Linked DNA regions of Homo sapiens: regions 2 and 3 are each linked to region 1. The links are chromatin contacts, found by Hi-C in ENCODE. All regions are on one chromosome and are shown on one strand. The core of a region is the stretch at or near the end of the contact, and the rest is flanking DNA. Distances in the headings are between cores, read along the strand shown. Region 1 holds the start of ARK2N (arkadia (RNF111) N-terminal like PKA signaling regulator 2N). Region 2 holds the start of HDHD2 (haloacid dehalogenase like hydrolase domain containing 2). Region 3 holds the start of ST8SIA5-DT (ST8SIA5 divergent transcript).

Region 1 (4,250 bases), core at 646-3,145:
AAGTAACAACTACACGGTGAACTTATTCTAACAATGGAGAAAGTTTCCAGCTCCAATATCCAGTCCATCCTATTTTCCACAAAAAGTTGTCAGAAAAAATTTTTTTTCCCATTAAGAAATCTGATTCAGTCCAGGCGCCACGGCTCACGCCTGTAATCCCAGCACTTTGGGAAGCCAAGGCGGGCAGATCACGAGGTCAGGAGGTCAAGACCAGCTTGGCCAACGTGGTAAAACCCCGTCTCTACTAAAAATACAAAAATTAGCTGGGCGTGGTGGCGCGTGCCCGTAATCCCAGCTACTCGGGAGGCTGAGGCAGGATAACTGCTTGAACCATGTGTTTTTTTTTTTTTTGTCCTGAGACTCCTCAGGACATCAGGCAGTAACTATCAATTGTAGGCCTCTAAAAATGCTTGTTAAACCAAAAGGCAATGCTCTGATTACTGGAGGAATCTAGATTGCCAAGATCAGCAAAACTACATTAGAAAGTTAATAGCTTCCATCCTTAAAATATCCCAAGAGAAGAAAGGGAGTGATTCTGTTAGCATGTACCCAATACTACACAATAAAAGCCTAAGCAAAATTGGCAGATGTTTTTGTAATTAAGAGGTCCAACCTTGACGAAGTATCATCAGTAGGATTTTAATTCTACTGGGTAAGAGGATTCAGAAAGCAAAAGGTCAGGCAAAAAACGAAAAACCCATCCAAACAGAAACTGCTCAAGGATCTGGTAGGGCTCGTACCGATGTTCTCTACTTCAACCTGTGAGCATCAATTTTGTGATGGGGGCTGCCGGGGACGGGGGTCGGGGCGGGGGGGTGGACAATTTTAAAGTGAGAATGAATGGCTTGCGTAAAGGCGATAGTCTTTAACACGGGTTCGTCAGTGTACATCCTCGCCGGTTTTGAAATAAAGTTGACAAACTCCCCAGAAGCGGTCTATTTTGGAGACTGACACATCTCTCGCATTGACTGGAGGCGCCTGCCGACCGAAGGTAGTGGAAGCGCCGAGAGGCAGGCGGCGCCAAGCCTATAAGAAAGCCTTTTCTCCCTCCACCAAGGCCACTGCGGCCGCGGCGCCGGAGCTCTCCGCTGCAGGGGCAGGTGTCGGCGCCAGACCCCCTACTCTCGGAGCTGGCGGAGTTGCCGCCACTGCTTCCCCCGCGGGCCTAGGAGCCGGAAAGTTGCGTGAAGACAACTCCAGGGCCGTGAAGTCGCTTCCCCCCGCAGCCCGGGGACTGCGGCACCTCCAGCCTCCCCTCAGCACCCCCGGAAAAGGACTCGCCTCAACCCGGCCCCAGCGTCTGGGGGCTTGGAGTGCCGGAGCCAACTCCGCCGGGCCGGGAGGACGCTAGGGTCACCAACGGCGGACGAGCAAGGAGGTCGGAGAGGTGCGATGCCCCAGCGTCAGCCGGCAATCCAGGCTGCGAGTTCCCGGCGCCCACCAGCCAGGCCCGCTAGGACCCCAGCGTCCGGACGCCGCAGAGCCCTCACCGCGGCCCGCAGCCCTCCGATTCGCCCCGACCCCTCCCTGGGACGCAACCCGGGCCCCCCAACTCGACCAGTAGCCAGGCCGCGGCCCTGCGCCCCTTCCCGCCTCACCTGCGCTCCGCGGCGACTCCGTGCCTTCTCGCTCGCTTCGCGCGCGCCCCGTCGGGGCACGCACCGAACCCCCGGCCGGGACTCTTCCCCGCTGCGGTGACTCAGGACGCGACGGCCACCGCCGCCTTCTCCTCCTCGGAACAAGCCCCGGCAGCGAGCAGTGGGTCGCGGTCAGAGCCCCTGCCGGGACCAAAGTGAACCTCGCCGCCTCCGCAGCCTCTACCACCAAGTCCCTTCAGTCGTCCGCGCCGCCCCCAAGAAAATGTCACCAGAGGCCGTTCCGCTGGGCGCCTCACTTCCGCCCGGAAACACAGAGCCCGCGTCGGCCGGCTAGAGAGGCAGCTGCGCCGGAGACCTCTGGAGACTGGCGCCCGAGGCCCGAGAAAAGCCAGACAGCGCCATCTGGCGCGATGGAACCCGCGCTCCTCCCGCTGCAGACCGCGGGGCGTGAAGGCGCCGGCTCCCCGGGCTTCTTTCCCGCGCTCCCTCCTTCTGTTGAGACCGTCACCTTCCCGAAATGTCTTTCCCGGGGGGTGGGAAAGCCACTCAATGCAAGCCAAGGACAATGCCTTCAGCAAAGGACAGCGCTCCCTTTTCTGTGCGCTGCTCAGTACTCACCCCCTCCTGAAGCCCTTCCGAAAGCAGCTTGCGGTGTCTGAATCCCAGAGTCGCTCCAGCGGAGAGCCCGTGCCCTTCTCTCCCCGCTTTTTCGCGGATGCCGATAGCTGGGCTCGGGGAGACTCGGCTGAGCTCTTCTCGGGCAGCGGCACCAATATCTGCTCAAGTTTCTGTCCGGGCACCTTGCAGGCCTTGCAGATCGACCGCCACCTGCTGGTGGGACGTGGCCCGCTGGGGAGACCCCGCTCTGCCCCGAATTCCGCCTCTGCAGTCGCCCTCCGATTTGCAGTCAGCCCTGGGGAGGGTGGGGGAAACGAGGTGGACCCGAACCCCGAAGAAGGGGAGGAGGGCGCAGGCCCACTGGCGGGTGGAGCGTTTCCCAAGGAGGAGCAGGAGATGCTGAAGACATATCTCAAGACTCAAGATCTGGCCAAGGACCCGCGCTCCCCCAAAGCAAAGCAGTGTTTTGAGAAGAAAAATAATAATAATAAAGCTTTGAGGAGGAAAATGTAAACGGTCTTTACCTTTACAGAGCTGTGCTGGAACCTCGGATGAGACCCGTCAAGAGGAGATTCTGAAAATCTCACACCACTGGGTCCGCACTCCCCTAAATATCAGTCTCCCCCTTCAGACCAGGCCCCTTAGTTCCCCCACTTCACTCATTTTTTCTGACTGCCTACAGGAGTGCGAGTTTTTCATCCCCAACTACAAGAATAAATTAAGAAAAGAAAATAATTTTATTATACCAGGCACCTTGCATTTAAATGGGTTAAATCCACTGAATCCTCATTACAACTCATAACAACCCTATGAGTTGGATGGCGTTACTAGTCCCAAATTGCAAAGGTGGAAACTGAGGGACAGAGTGACCTGCCCAAGATGACACATCCAAGTAAGTGGCAGTGTTGGATTCCAACACAGGCAGAGCTTACTTTCTTAACCACAGCCACCAACTGCCTCACTGAGAATCACAGAGAACGTAGTGTGTGCTAGCTAAGTAGTTTATCCGTGTATGTTATTTCACTCGTTCATTCATTTATTTACTTTCTGCTACCTGAGTCCTCAAGGGATTTGAGAGGTTATGGGGTAGTGACAAGAGCCCAGCCTATTTCAGGAAAAAAAGAAAAGAAAAGGAAAAATCACACTAAGATCACAACTTTCAGTCTGGAAATGAATGAATGTGGACTAATACATTGAGTTTTTAAAAGATTCCTTGACAGTCTGATCTAATCAATGCTGCAGAAATACTGAAGTAGGACCCTGACTACTGAGATACCATCTTGGGTCCTTCTCCTGTTTTTTGTTTTTTGTTTTTTGCTTTGTGGTTGTTGTTTCTTTGTTTTTTGTTTGGTTGGTTGGTTTTGGTTTTTTGGTTTTTTTCTTGAGACAGAGTCTTGCTCTGTCGCCCAGGCTGGAGTTCAGTGGCGCGATCTTGACTCACTGCAATCTCTGCCCCCCGAGTTCAAGCGATTCTCCTGCCTCAGCCTCCCGAGTAGCTGGGATTACAGGTGCACGCCACCACACCCAGCTAATTTTTTGGTTTTTTAGTAGAGACGGGGTTTCACCATGTTGGCCAGGCTAGTCTCAAACTCCTGACCTCAGGTTATCCACCCACCTCAGCCTCCCAAAGTGCTGGGATTACAGGTGTAAGCCAGCGCACCCAGCCCCTTCTCCTGTTTAATACCAATAAGTCAATTTCCTACGTCGAATGGCCTTTGTATATTTTTGGAGGCTAGGGCATTTGATATCCTAATTACTAATATTTTTATTACTACTATATTTCCATTATTAAATGGTACAGTTACTTGCTTCTTCCCCTTCTTCTGTAGGAGCAGAAGGGATCCTACTTCTGCCTCAAAGTCTTCTGTGTATCCAATACTTAGCTCTACAAGCTCCTGAAATGCCATCTCTCCCATAAAACCAGCTCAGCCCAGACACAACCCCCGTCACCACTACCCTTATTACCCCCTCCATCCTGGCCTTCCACTGTGGGTCAGGACTCCCCTGCTCACACACACTCTCCTACAAACATGT
Region 2 (4,250 bases), core at 1,233-3,732, 980 kb before region 1:
CTATCTGTAAAATTGGTCAATAACCTTCAGAACAGAAGTCTGGTCCAGATATATATATATATCTTTTCCAGATCACTAATGTTTGTATCTAGATGTGCTTCAACCAAAGAGATGTTCTCCTTAAGTAAAATGTTTCTTATGAAGCAAATCACTTTCTCATTGATTTATTAGTTTCTAAGTTATTACCAATGTAACATTTTGAGGCTGGGCATGGTGGCTTACGCCTGTAATCCCAACATTTTGGGAGGCTGAGGCAGGCAGATCACTTCAGGTCAGGAGTTTGAGACCAGCCTGGCCAACATGGCAAAACCCTGTCTCTATTAAAAGACAAAAGTTAGTCGGGTGTGGTGGCACATGCCTGTGATTCCAGCTACTTGGGAGGCTGAGGCATGAGAATCGCTTGAACCCGGGAGGCAGAGGTTGCAGTGAGCTGAGATTGTGCCACTGCACTCCAGCCTGGCTACACAGTGAGACTCCGTCTCAAAACAACAAAAATAACATTTTGATACCAATGGTAATGGAATTCTTCTTTGCTAAGATTTCTCTTGGCCCCTGATTTTTCATTAGAAGTCAAATATTGTGAAAACATTCGATGCAAGGACCTGGGACACAGTGGGCTATGTCCAAGGGTATCAACGATCAAGATAAGTTTTTCCTACTGTTTTTGTTCCAGTTCAGATACTGCTTTATGGCTTCACTCCTTTGGGTTTTTTGCCCCCCCGCTCCTTTTTTTTTTTTTTTTTTCTGAATCCAGTCCCTCCCTTTGGAGGGGCTGAATTTCTTCTTAGCTTGCCTTTCATCAAGTAGATCCATTTGGAGAGGAGAAAGCCATTAGTCCTGTCCCATGATTCCACATAATCTGAATGAGGCCAGGCATTGGTGCCCGCGCCTGTAATCCCAGCACTTTGGGAGGCTGAGGTGGAAGAATTGCTTTAACCCAGGAGTTTGAGACCAGCCTGGGCAACATCGTGGGACCCCACCCTGTCTACAAAAATCAAAATTAGCCAGTTGTGGTGGTGTGCACCTGTGGTCCCAGCTGTCTGGGGAGGCTGAGGCAGGAGGATCCCTTGAGCCTGGGAAGTCATGGCTGCAGTGAGCCATGATTGTGCCACTGCACTCCATCCTGGGTGACAGAGTGAGGCCCTGTCTCCAAAAAAAAAAAAAAATCAGTTACACTACCCAATTGCCTAGTCTTGGAGCCTGATAATTGATGCCTTCTCCCTAACCCCAATCTAATCTGTCACCAGTTTCTGTTTTGCCTCCTATGAATTTATCCTCTTTGCTTTGTTTCCACACATTCTAGTTCAAGTATCTCTCTTGTGGCCCTGCAGTGGGTCTCTTATCTGGTCTCACCCATTCTGGCATCTCTCCTATCTATTCATACTGCAGGCAGAGGAAGCATTTAGAAAAATACACTTCTTATATTACCCACTTAAAATCCTTTGGTGATGTCTTAATCTGGTCAAAGACAGCTGGCTCATAAGGGGAAACTAGGACCAAATCCTTTTTCCTTCAACCAATTAGACCCTCACACAGAAAACTTAAACTTAGCATATATGAGTAAGACAAAAAAACTTCAGATCCAGTGGGGAGGAAAAGCAGATGGCTCCTAGTCCAAGGGACAGAATGGGTCACAGCTCCTAACAGGGCTGACTGCAGCCTTGGGTAGTGGGGGTGTTAGATTGTGGCATACGGGTGGCATATATGGGTCCCTAGTCAAGGACAGAGCAGTGGTTTTATCAAGGGGTATAACCCTTGTATAAGGTGTAACCCGAGTGAGTATCCTATTATGTCAACACGGCTCCAGAAAGTTGTTCAGTCATTTTCATAGTGAGTGCATAAGAGTGACTTTTCTGTACTCTATTATTCAGGTCCACATAACTTACCTGGATCAAGAGGAGACAGGTAGAGACCCCCACGAGTGTGGCAGCGGGTTAGGGAGGGAGGTGGTTCTGGGTGTACCAAGATAGAGCTCCCGTGGAAGAGGAAGGCACGGCCCGTAGTGGCTCTAATCGGGAGAGAAGAGGGAAAGGAGGGACGTCGCTGCCCGAGGGAGTAGTTAATGGAGGAAGCAAGAGGTGCCAGGTACTATTCAAGTAGCTAAGGGGGAAATGACGACTTCTGAGATTGGGTTGTCTAGTAAAGTATGACTTCTTAGTTAAACCTCGAGAGTGGACAAGTGGTAGAGGAAGGGAGGGGTGAAGGCAAAGAACGCTACTCAGTAACGCTCGGTTCAGCAGTGGTGCTGTGGACTGGAAAACAGCTACCGAAGAAAGGCAGGGGATTATTTTTCCTCGTGCATCCCGGCCCAGGAGGCCGCGCCCTTGGGAAAGCGGGTCTCCAGAAGGGCCTAGCTTTCCGTCAGCGGCGGTGCAGACAGAGGACAACACGGCGCGGTAGCTGCACCGCCTCGGCGGAAATCCCGGGCGAAGGGGTGGGGCGGAGCCGGGAAATCCGGGGCTTCCGGCGCGGCCAGGGCCCAACTTCCGGCGTCCGTCGGGCAGCAGCGGGGCTGTCTATCCCGGCTGAGGACCCGCGGCCAGTGCGGGTGGCTGGCTTTGCCATTAGCGGGGGCCTTTCCTGAGGACGGCGTACGGAGTGTGGGTGAGAAGCCGCTGTAGGACTGAAGAGGAAGAAGCGCAATTGGGGCCGGGAGGCTGCAGATTTTGTGACAGGGTTCGGGAACTACTAGTGGCGCCCCCAGGCCGCCCCTCCTCTCGAGCCGGGCCGTGCGCTCTTGCTCTGTGCGCATTCCCTGTTTTCCGCGTCGGAACCGCCCTCTTTGCAGTGGCCCCGCGCGTGCGCATAGCTGGGCGCGAGGCGCGCTGTGGGTCTCTGCGGGGCGGATCGTGAAGCTAGTGTGTCAGTCATTCCTCGAAGCGTGCTCTTGGGCTGTATTTTGGAGCTAGCGTCCCTCCTGGTCAGTTTGGCGTTTTTAAGGCCCTGGTACTTGGTTTAGAACCGAGTGCAGTGACCAGTCTTGAGGCCCCTTCCCAGCCAAGAGATGGGGGGATGGAAGTTGAGTTGGTGCTGAAAGAGTTTGTTGTTGGGGCCTTCCAGCTGTGGACACCGGGATTCATGAGTTAATTCACGATCTTTATTGAACGCCTAAATAACCCAGTGGGAAAGGCAACACAGTCCCTTATGCACAGAGCTTAACAGTTTAGTAGGAGAGGCGCGGGCTGGTAACCAGGACAGTGGTAAATGTAGTAGGACCACAGGTGGCTCCTAGCCTAACTCTGGGAGAAAAGGAGTTGGACCCAGAGGAGGCACGCCAGAGGAAGTGATGGTTATCAGAGACTGAGGGCTAAAGGGATTGGCCAGGAGATGAGGGTGTAGAGGGGCCCGAGTAGTTGCAGACAAAAGTCCCGCAACGAGGGAGGCAAAGTGTAGAGCTCTTGGCCGCCTGCAGTACCATGGAACTTGGGTGCTAGTAGAGACAAATGTGTTGGAGAGGGTAAACCAGGACTCTGTCCACCAGTGTTCATTGTTCAGACTTTATCCAGAGGTCAGCGGGGAGTCACTGGAAGAGTTTTAACTGGGGAGTGGCTGAATAATACCGTCATTTATTGAATGCCTACAGTGGTTCCAGAAAAGTCTGGAACCATATAGGGAAGGAAAGAAAATTTGTACTTCCCAGGGGTTTTAGGAGGCATGTTTTGTAGCGCCCCAATTTCCCAAGGGAAAATTTGTATTAAAATCTCTTGTTGTAAGTATGCAAGTTTTGAATAATATGCCATAATATATATTTAGATGTGTTTTCTCAAATCCTCAAGTTATACTAATGCTTTAGAACTTTGCATCATGTGTATCCTGTGATTTTTGTAGCCCTTGATATATCCATAATGTTCCCTCCTTGCTTCTCTCTCCCAGCCCTCCACATACATAACCCAACCTTTCTCTGAGCGGGACACAATTCACAATTCTTTATAGGTATTACTTTCTTTAATCCTCTTATCAACCATTAGAGTTGTGTTATTATTTCTACATTAGCAATGAAGAAACTGAGGCAAAAAGGTTAAGAAGGTTGCCCAGGTTCACCCAGCTAGTGAGTGGAGATGTATACCCAGGCTATAAATTTATACAACTCCTTTGTTCTTGTCCTTAACCACTGCACTGTTGCATTGTAGGGAATAATTTAGGGCTGGTAATAGGAGATGCAAAGTAGAGAGGACAATTAAGAAGTTGTTTAAATAGTCTAGATGAGAGTTGATTTCCAACTTCAAAAAGGTAGTTTTAAAAACGATGAA
Region 3 (4,250 bases), core at 1,227-3,726, 580 kb before region 1:
GGCTCCATATGGCCATGCCCACTGAGGACAATTTCCTGATATTAAAGCCAACTGATTTAGGCCAATTACATCTGCAAATTCCCTTCACAGCAGCGCCTAGATCAATACCTATGGGAATGTGCATACAAGAAGGGGTGAGGAATCTTGGGGGTCTTCTTGTAATTCTGCCCACCACATGCAACAGCATGGATAAATCTCATAGCAACGTTAAGCAAAAGAAGGCAGACACAAAATAATATATAATGTATAATTGCATTTATATAAAACACAAAACAGGAAGCACTGATCTTTGGGGTTAGGATTCAGAACAGTGGTTACTCTTGAGTACATAGTAACCAGATAGGAACATGAGGGGACTCCTGGGGGCCGATAATTGATCTGTGTACTGGTTACATGGGTGTGTTCAGCTTGTGAAAACACAGCGACCTGAACATTTATGATTTGTGTACTTTTCTGTAAATGCATTATATTGCAATTAAAAAGTTCTTAGGATAATTTTGATTCATTTCTTGAAAATAGATTTGTTTTTCCAAGAAAACAGCACTCAAAGACAGGTATCAGAGTGAGCACCTGATGGGGTGGAGAATAAGCAGGAATACAAAAGAAACAACAGTGCCTTGCCTGGAGTGAAGATGATAGTACCCCTCAAACTCTACACTTGAGCACCAAGTAGAGAAAAATTAGTGAAAAATTAGTACTGTCATCTTGGAGCCTGTGTGTAGGACCTACCTCATAATTTGGCCCAGTGCAAAGAGAAATGCAAACCCCCTTGTTCAAAAGTTTGAAGACAGCAAGAGTGGAGCAATCAGTCAAAATCAATGGTGGTGGTGGGGACAAATGAACAAGTCCCACTCCCAAGAAGCCAGCCTGCCTGTGTGTGTGGGAGAAAGAACCTCATCTCAGAATCCCAAGACTTGTTGCTAGGTGAGTTACTTTGGGCATCTGTTGCTTTAGTCCTTTCAGCTGTAAAATGGGTTAGCCAGGGGCTAGGAGGTGAAAATTCATTAATATATGCAAGTGAAGCACGTTTTTATGTGCCAGACAGCAAACAAATACAGGAATTATTATAATAATGGGCCCTCTAAATGTTGGAGTTTTTCTTTAATTGGTTAAAAAGCCTACCTGTGGCCGGGCGCGGTGGCTCACGCCTGTAATCCCAGCACTTTGGGAGGCCGAGGCGGGTGGATCATGAGGTCAGGAGATCGAGACCATCCTGGCTAACAAGGTGAAACCCCGTCTCTACTAAAAATACAAAAAATTAGCCGGGCGCGGTGGCGGGCGCCTGTAGTCCCAGCTACTCGGGAGGCTGAGGCAGGAGAATGGCGTGAACCCGGGAAGCGGAGCTTGCAGTGAGCCGAGATTGCGCCACTGCAGTCCGCAGTCCGGCCTGGGCGACAGAGCGAGACTCCGTCTCAAAAAAAAAAAAAAAAAAAAAAAAAAAAAAAAAAAAAAAGCCTACCTGTGACCTTGCAGAGAAATACAGAAACTCTTCATGGATAGCACAGGGGCCACTTCTGCCTTATGAATTAACACAAATCCCGAATTCTTGGTGGAACCCTTATCATGAGATTTTACTGTGCATTATTTGATCTTTCCAGTTCAAAGAAGAAACTACTAAATGCCAAGGTCGAGAGTATTGGAGTCTGGGCACTTCCCCCATCAAAGTTCTTGTGCTGAGGTTTGAGTTTCGGTCAGGTTCGCTGTTGAATCCCTGGCCTGACTCTAGAACATCCCGGAGTGCCTGCTGGAACCTGGGAAGGGGCACCCTAGAATCTTCCAACCGGCCTCAGTGGCGAGCGCCGCGGGCACACGACTCCCAGCGCTTGGAGCCTCTGCGGTGTTAGGATGACAGGACTGTCGCCTGGCCGGGTTGGGGGGTGGGGACGGTATTTCAGGCTAAGAATTTCTGAGAGGCACGACATTCGCATTGCGTTTCTGTGATTATTCTCCCTGGCTTGCGTTCTGAAGCACGAATCTTTCCGGATGTAGTAACTGGCTTCCTAAAGCTTTGGGGGGACTGTGGTCCCCGAAGGCTGCCGGCTGCCTGACCTAAGATTTACGAGTGGTTCCAAGGATGAGACAAGGTCCCAGTGTCTCGGTGACAACAGGGTCTTTGACGAACGGCTGCCGAGTTGCAGCTGGGGAGGGGGAAGAGGACTGTGGCGGGGGCGGGGAGCCCCTGAATTTCTTCCTTGTAGGAGTTGGGCGCCGGGGCACGGGCAGGCAGCCCCGCAGGCCATCAGCATGCAGGAGCGGCGCGCCGTCCTTGAAGGGCTGCCCGGCTGACCTTGCTCCGCTTTCTCCGGAGAAATCGCTAGGAGAGCGCGAGGACGCGGCCACGATGGTGACTCAGTGCCCTGCGCGCCGCACGCAAATGCTCCCTTCCATCAAGTCCAGCTCCGCAACTGTTGTTTCCTCTTCCTGCCCTCTTTTTTTTCTTTTTTTTTCTTTTTGAGACGGAGTCTCGCTCTGTCGCCCAGGCTGGAGTGCAGTGGCGCGATCCCGGCTCACTGCAACCTCCGCCTCCCAGGTTCAAGCGATTCTTCTGCCTCAGTCTCCCAAGTAGCTGGGACTACAGGCGCGTGCCACCACGCCTGGCTAATTTTGTTTTTTGTATTTTTAGTAGATACGGGTTTTCGCCATATTGGCCAGGCTGGTCTTGAACTCCTGACCTTGTGATCCGCCCGCCTCGGCCTCCCAAAGTGCTGGGATTACAGGAGTGAGCCACCGCGCCCAGCCCCTGCCCTCTTTTTAATTCCAAGATTCAAACCCGGCGTTTTGCGCTCCGCCCCTCCCCCTCCCCACGGCCCGCCTATCATTAGCCAGACTGCGCGGGTGTTTTGTACGCCCCCTCCCCCCGTCCCTATCGGCAGAACCGGAGGCCAACCTTCGCGATCCCTTGCTGCGGGCCCGGAGATCAAACGTGGCCCGCCCCCGGCAGGGCACAGCGCGCTGGGCAACCGCGATCCGGCGCCGGACTGGAGGGGTCGATGCGCGGCGCGCTGGGGCGCACAGGGGACGGAGCCCGGGTCTTGCTCCCCATTGGCCGCCACCTCGGCGGGAGGGGCCGCCTCCGGCTCGTGGCACCTGGCGTCTCCCCTCCGCGGGGAAATCGGCGGCTACCCGGCACCGGCGCCTGGAGGTAAAGGTACCCGGGGGTGGGGAAGGCCCCTGGCCGCGGCAGAGCTCCCTGCCACCGGCCCTGTCCTGCTTGCCGCCCCAGCGCCTGCGACGCTTGGATGCCCCCAGCTCCGGCCGCGCCAACCAGAAACTTTGCCCCTCGAAGTCCCCCGCCTGCCTGACCGCACCGTGAGGCGCCAAGTCGGCCGCGCGCCCCCCGGGGCCCCGGAACCCCGCGAGTCATTGCCTGGCCGCCCCGTACCCCGCGCCCGCGGCGCCCGGTAGCCAGGATGCGCTACGCGGACCCCTCGGCCAACCGGGATTTGTTGGGGAGCCGAACTTTGCTCTTCATCTTCATCTGCGCCTTTGCCTTGGTGACCTTGCTGCAACAGATCCTGTATGGCAGGAACTACATTAAGAGGTAAGAAAGTCCATTGAGAGGGCGGGATGCGCGGAGCCGGCCGGCGAGCCCCCGGGTGGCAGTGGCCGCGGCAGCTTCGGTCGCAGCGCCCCGGGGTGAGTGGCCGTGGGGTCCGCTCCTAGCCCCGAGCATGGCCGCTTAGGCTTGGGCCACCGCGTTTCCAAGAGCATCCTTGCTTGCTTCTGCCCAGCGCTGGCTGGAGGGTCCAGACAACTTTGTTCCGCTGTGAAAAATGAAGGACAGAATAGAATTCCAAGCAACCAGGCTGACGATAAATCCATTTAATACCCGGAGAGACCGCATGGATCGGAGCGGTGTCCTCCAGACCCACAGTTCTATGGCCATTTGTTTGGACTCCGGGGTCGGAGGGCTCAAAATCGTATCGATTGTTTGTTTGTTTGTTTGTTTGTTTATAACCTCGCGAGTCCTGAACTTTCGTAAGGACCCTTGGGAGAAAAAGCATTTTCCCCTCCAGGAGCTTCGGGTTCGGTGGGGGTGGTAGTGTGGGCTGTGGCTATGCGACAGGGATAGTGATAGTGAAGTCTTACAATCCCACAGCCACTGGATCTGTGAAACTCAACAACCTGATTCCTTCTGAAACAGATGGCTTTTTTTTTCTCATCCTTAGCGCAAAAGGTCAGAGCTGCAGCATAAGTTAACCCCTCGTTGGGCTCTCCCCCTACTCCACCCCAATCCACGGTTAAACTCC

The links. Hi-C counts contacts between places; a loop is a spot of excess contacts on that map. Pooled maps may share reads with other maps.
Region 2: a map of naive thymus-derived CD4-positive, alpha-beta T cell shows a loop between it and region 1 (25-fold over the local background). The contact joins the promoter of HDHD2 here to the promoter of ARK2N in region 1. A Hi-C loop is called at or near these places in 1 of 168 maps with a recorded cell type or tissue (naive thymus-derived CD4-positive, alpha-beta T cell), 2 of 37 single-sample maps with no recorded cell type and 11 of 50 pooled maps.
Region 3: a loop to region 1 is called in a map of dorsolateral prefrontal cortex, with 5 times the contacts of the local background. The contact joins the promoter of ST8SIA5-DT here to the promoter of ARK2N in region 1. A Hi-C loop is called at or near these places in 1 of 168 maps with a recorded cell type or tissue (dorsolateral prefrontal cortex), 5 of 37 single-sample maps with no recorded cell type and 4 of 50 pooled maps.

Annotation. Positions count from the first base shown.
Region 1 is chr18:46,171,679-46,175,928 of GRCh38, reverse strand. ARK2N (arkadia (RNF111) N-terminal like PKA signaling regulator 2N) reads right to left here and starts at 1,895. Exons shown (of 5, transcript NM_145055.5): 1 at 1,599-1,895. RefSeq lists enhancers at 882-1,011, 1,612-1,661, 1,692-1,951, 2,272-2,321.
Region 2 is chr18:47,148,732-47,152,981 of GRCh38, reverse strand. HDHD2 (haloacid dehalogenase like hydrolase domain containing 2) reads left to right here and starts at 2,482. Exons shown (of 7, transcript NM_032124.5): 1 at 2,482-2,604. IER3IP1 (immediate early response 3 interacting protein 1) reads left to right here. Exons shown (of 3, transcript NM_016097.5): 3 at 1-148. RefSeq lists an enhancer at 3,014-3,073.
Region 3 is chr18:46,755,669-46,759,918 of GRCh38, reverse strand. ST8SIA5-DT (ST8SIA5 divergent transcript) reads right to left here and starts at 2,476. Exons shown (of 3, transcript XR_001753434.3): 1 at 1,460-2,476; 2 at 1-1,122. ST8SIA5 (ST8 alpha-N-acetyl-neuraminide alpha-2,8-sialyltransferase 5) reads left to right here and starts at 2,866. Exons shown (of 7, transcript NM_013305.6): 1 at 2,866-3,541. The coding sequence starts at 3,411. RefSeq lists a silencer at 2,894-3,283.